Linked DNA regions of Homo sapiens: region 1 is linked to region 2. Evidence: chromatin contacts called from ENCODE Hi-C data. All regions are on one chromosome and are shown on one strand. Each heading gives the region's core, a stretch centred on a gene start or an enhancer-like site at or near the end of the contact. The rest is flanking DNA. Distances are from core to core; before and after follow the strand shown. Region 1 holds the start of LINC02824 (long intergenic non-protein coding RNA 2824). Region 2 holds the start of LINC02350 (long intergenic non-protein coding RNA 2350).

Region 1 (2,917 bases), core at 143-2,642, 260 kb after region 2:
CACAGTGAGTACTGTTGAATTGCTGGCTGGATACAATAAGAGAATAGTAATAGCTAATATTTATACAACACTATGTGACAGACTCTAGGCACTTTATAGGCATTAGAACATTAGATTACTTAATCCATATGTTTTGCTAATATATATATTAACAATAGTAGTAGTTAATATATATGATTACTAACAATAGTAATTATGTGAGAGAGATAGACCATATATATTTTTAGTAATTACAGGAGAGATATATATGATATATATTATATACATCTCTCACATAACTATTGTTAGCAATCATATATGTTAACTATTACTATTGTTACATAGTATATATCTCTCACATGATTATGCTTGTTGTATATTTACAAGTATATATGGTGGGGGGCACATTGGGGATGTCTCATCTCCATATCTCATATTCATCTTGTAGTATGTGTATATAGATAGATAGAAGATAGATAGATAAATATCTCACATGATTATATATATATATATATTATACTGTGAGTATAATATATATATACTCACAGGTGTCCCACAGCCCATAGCAAATATAGGGAGAGGTATATATCATATGTATCTCTCTCACATGGTTACTATTGTTATCCCCACTTACAGATAAGGAAACTGAGTCAAGTGTAAAAACAAGAATCTGTAGCCCCACTGCCTACCTGAGCCTGAGTGCCACGTGGCACTTGGAGGAACAGCAGTGGCTGGAGGCTAATTTCCTGTTTGCACTTTGAAGGTTACTGTCCCTGGTCAGAGACTCTGATGGGACACAAGTGTGGAGTCTGTGAGCTCTGACACAGACTTTTACTTGGCAAAGGTTCGGAAAAATCAAGTGGCTGTTAAGAAGATATATGATTTCTACTGAGGGCCACGCAAAAGGCAAGTGTCTCACGGATGAACTGAGTTTGCTCTTTTGATCCTGAGAACAGCTCTGTCGAATTGGGGAGGTGTTCTGGACATTTTACAGATGACGAAACTGAGGCCCAGAAAAGTTAAGTGACTCACCCAGGGTCGCAGTGTTACTAGAAGGTGTGCAGTGGTCTTCCAGGGAAGATCCTCTTGTATCAGAAGGAAGAGATGATCAGTTCAGAAGGCCCGAGAAAAGACAAGGTCATTTGAAAGTGATAGTTCATCCAGGTGTGATCCTGGAGCACGAAGTGACAAAAAAGTCACATGTCAAGGCACCGACGTAGAAAGGGTCTCCCTGTCTCAGAGCCCACCTGGTCTCTTCCTTCTCAGGGTGGCTCCTCTCTCTCTCTCTGCCTCTGCCCCTTGTCTTAGCCCAGCATGGGTGCAGGTCCCAGGTTCTGTGACATCACAGTTCAGGGCCCAAAGCCCAATCTCGGATCACGGCATTGAGAGTATCTGATTGGCCACTGGCCAGCCAATGGTGGGGCAAACTTTGGAGCAGGCTATCACGGTTGGAACAATCAGTGCTGAAGGAGTTGAAGAGGATGGGCAAGCCACGGCTTCTCCTTCTGGAAACGGAGATCATCTCCAAAGAAGACCATCATTTTCTACTATGGACAATGTGGATGCTAGTTCTCTCCCATTCACAGGTTCAGCACATGTTACAGAAGAGCGTTTTCCTTCAGAGATTATTCACAGATGTCCCACAGCCCATAGCAAATACAGGGCATATTAAGTTCAAATAAATATATGCAAATATGTGAGTGTATTGACATAAATACTGCATTTATATTCATATACTATACTTAAAAGTATTGAATATATTTTCATGTATGTTTATATTATATATATGTATTTCAAGCTCTATTGTATATATGAATTTATTATATATTAATGTATACTACATAAATATGAATATATGAATTCAATATATTTCAATTAGTTGTCCATATCTAAAGAGACTTCACGTAAGAATTCATGTTTTAAGGTATCTTTTAAAACGAAAATCAATGTACCATAGAAGTAGGTAACATCTATGTAGCATTTCCAGTGTGCTACCCCTGTTTTAAATGATTTCTCTGCATTTATGTATTTAATCCTGGACTCAACACTCACCATGAGGCTGACACTGTTAGTTTTCCTGTTTTACTAATCAGAAAACAGACCCTGATAAGTTAGCTGACTGGGCCAAGGTCCCACAGCTAGTTGGTGGCCCCGCTGGGATTAGTAGCTGCAGTGTGGCTCTGAAGCCCTTCCTGTCAGCACCTAGGGGCAGTGACCTTTGGGACAGGCGGCTCTGGCTGCCACGGGCAGCAGGTGGCTGAGGCTGAGTGTCCCCAAGAAGCAGAGTTTTGGCTGGTAACTTTGTTCCAGTGCCAACAGGCCAAGACACACTTCCACGCTGCCTGCCTAACCACTGTGGGCTTTCACATTTGTTATTCTGATAGGTTACAGGGCTTGAAAATTCCTATATGAGCTGCACTTGGAGTTTTAAAACACATTTCATTTTCTAAATTTGAACGTAAATTAACTCATCAACAAAAGGAAAACCAGAACTAAAGTTTGGATAAAGAAAGCCCCTGTTGTGGCTATAAATTCTGTTCTCAATGGTATAGTTCAGGCTTCTTCAAGTAGATTGAGCCCTGAGAACTTGTCTATTGTATTTTCCCCTGGTGAATCAGTCAGACAAATGGGGGCACCTTAATTCAGAAAGAAACAGCCCAGCTGTGACATTTGTCACTGCAGAGGCCTGGCCCATCGGTCAATCCCTTGTCCCTGGGCTGACAGCTCTGTGTTCCCCTGTGGTCCCACTGCTGTCTGACCACCTCCTCTCCTGACTGATGATGACACCTCTTTGCAGGTGTGGAAATGGCCTGTAGCCTGCAGGAGCCTGAGGAGAAGAGAGGAGCTAGCAGCCCCAGTCAAGTCTAGCGAAGTGCATCTTGGCCTGCAGTGATGGCTGTTTCCCCCAGAAAGGTCAGTAGCACAGAAGCCGCTCATA
Region 2 (2,700 bases), core at 82-2,581:
GGCCACCTGGTGGGAGCTGGCCAGGATTCAGTCAGCAGATATAGTCAGCTTGTGACTAATCCCCCAATGAAATATGAATGTTATTATGAATCCCATTCTGTGTGTGAGTACTCGAAGACACAGAGAGATTGAATAAATTATCCAAGGTCTCACACTGAGCCAGGAAGTTACAGAATAAACATAAAAACCCAAGCAATCAGGCTCTGAAAAAACCTTCTTAATAACTCCGTTGAAAGAATTGTGCAGTCTCTGGGAAAACAAGAAATGGTGAGTGGAGACACACGCACAAGGCCCCTTTAAGTGACCCATGGCAGCCAGAGGAAGATGTTTGTTAGGCTTTGAAGGGAAGGTGGGGGTTAAAGAAAGACACACAGAGAGAGTTGGCGGCTCTACAGCAAATGCAGGTTCTATGTCCAGCATAAGACTGGCAGAGGTGGGGGACCAGCTTAATGCCCACTGCTGCTTACAGGCTGGGGCAATTATAGGCCTGGATGAGAGGGCTCTCAGAGAGGAAGGGGCATGGTCTGCTGCCTGGAAAAATGTTGATAACAAATTCCCATGATGAGGCGGTTTGGCCCCTGTTCTGACGGAATGTGATGTTCCTTGCACTTCTTCCCCCAGAAGGTGATAAAGTCAGGCAGTTGGGCAGGCTGTCATTGCCCGAGCCCCTGTGGAATGTCTCACTTTGGCCAAGGTCTGTGAAATGGTGTGGGGGCGGAGGGTGCTTAGAAAATGGTGCAGCTTAGACTAGAGGTGTTTCCCTATTGGTTTCGGAGCAACGCGTTGACATCCCCACTAAAATTTCTTGAGTATTTTGAATTGTTAAAATCTAAGAAGGTAGAAAAAAGCAAAACCAATATGTTTTTTTCTTCTCATCATAGGGGCTTTCATTTATGCATGGACACATTCATTATTGAACCCCACTTCTGTGCCATGCACTTTACCAGGTGCTCAGTAAACACATTAATAAAGCAGGCATGGTTTATCCCGAGACGACATGCACTGAGAGGACGTTTCTGTTTTCCAACAGGAGCACAGTTCAGCACAGCACTGGTTCAGCATGGGCCAATTCCTTGCCCTGACATTGTAGGACATTGTGAAGCCTCCACCTGGGTCACAATGACCCTCGGTACCTGTTAATGTATGCACCTTCATCATGAACCCGGAGTATTAAACAACAAATGAGGCTTCCTGCAGTCACTAAGGATCACGATTCTAAATAAATCTGAGAAGCTCAGCAATAGAGGTCGCCCCCTCCCCCGGGCGGAGTCCTTGATATCTGAAACAAGGCTTCACATCATCTGGCATTAAACTATGGGGCTGCTTGAAGGCAGAATTTGTCTTATTCTGATGTAGGATGACCAAAACATCTGGAGAAACAAATTGGGGTGAGCCCTCTCCAAGCGTGTTAATAAAATACTAGTTGTCAGCATAAGACAGACAACAAGGCAAGGTCAGTAAGGCCTGGGGCTTAATTGATTTGTCTTCCAGGAAATTAAGGGAGTGAGCACAGGGACTCACACCCAGATATCAGGTGGAACAGTCATTAAAAGCCTATTAGAGGAACCGATCCAGTCAAAAGACCTAAAATAAGCAAAGAAAGAGGATATTTCTTCACCACAAGCTCTATCTCAATCTGCTTCTTCATACAAACATCCTTTTTGTTTTACTGTGCCCAAAATAATTAATATACTAGGACAACTTGAAGTGCAAAAACTCCTGTGTCTGAAGTGAGAGGCTACTGTACAGATAAGGGAAAGTCAAGTTCTCAAACTCTAGATTCTAGAACCTAGAAGACTGAAAGGGATTTCTTCTCTAGGCACAAGGTTTATTCTAGGTGAGATGTTAGAATCCATATGATTGCCGAGTGTGGTGGCTCATACCTGTAATCCCAGCACTTTGGGAGGCCAAGGCAGGAGGATTGCTTGAGCCCAGGAGTTCAAGACCAGCCTGAGCAACATGGCAAGACCCTGTCTCTACAAAAAAAAAAAAAACATTAAAAAATAGCCTGGCAGGGTGGTGCATGCCTGTGATTCCATCTACTCAGGAGGCTGAGGCGGGAGGATTATTTGAGCCCAAGAGGTAATGGTTGCAGTGAGCCATAATCACATGATTGCACTCAGCCTGGGCAATAGGGCAAGATCCTGTCTCAAAAAAAAAAAAAAATTAGAATGTGTTTTATAATGTCTCAATATCTGGAAATGTGTGGCAGAGATAGAAACATACATATATCAGTGAGATTTTTATTTCTCAGATTCACCCACAGCTAAACTGGGGGTCATGTGACTCACTCTGGGAAAGCAAGTGATGCCTATCACTTCTGGAATGAGGTATTTAAAAGCTGATGTACTTTTTTATCTCTCTCTCTTTTCCCTTGCTACAAAGACCCAGAAGCCACTTGCTCCACATCTGCAGTTACAAGGCAGAACAAATTTGCCAGAACCAAGCTACAGGTACTACTATGAATTTAGTGTGTATTGGTAGTTGGTGATAAACCCCCTGACTAATCCAAAATATGTCTTTCCAATTCGTTCTCAAAAGCCCAAACCAGTAATATAGAAATGGCTGTTTTTCCAGGCAACAAAATCCAGAAATAGAGTTCCTCTGTTTCAGCCCGAGGCTACTGTATAGGAGGCAGAAATGTTTGTTATTAGATTCTAAAATAGTAACAATACATCCACGGTGGCACAATTCCCAAAT

What was found. A loop is a pair of places that touch in the nucleus more often than their neighbours do.
Region 1: a loop to region 2 is called in a map of mesothelial cell of epicardium, with 26 times the contacts of the local background. The contact joins the promoter of LINC02824 here to the promoter of LINC02350 in region 2. A Hi-C loop is called at or near these places in 1 of 168 maps with a recorded cell type or tissue (mesothelial cell of epicardium).

Annotation. Positions count from the first base shown.
Region 1 is chr12:126,689,024-126,691,940 of GRCh38, forward strand. It overlaps LINC02824 (long intergenic non-protein coding RNA 2824), which reads left to right and starts at 1,393. Exons shown (of 5, transcript NR_183614.1): 1 at 1,393-1,565; 2 at 2,777-2,892. It overlaps LOC100996671 (a long non-coding RNA gene), which reads right to left and starts at 1,295. Exons shown (of 2, transcript NR_110035.2): 1 at 1,012-1,295.
Region 2 is chr12:126,424,815-126,427,514 of GRCh38, forward strand. LINC02350 (long intergenic non-protein coding RNA 2350) reads left to right here and starts at 1,332. Exons shown (of 3, transcript NR_146291.1): 1 at 1,332-1,388; 2 at 2,386-2,453. All of the region lies in intron 2 of LINC02825 (long intergenic non-protein coding RNA 2825), which reads right to left.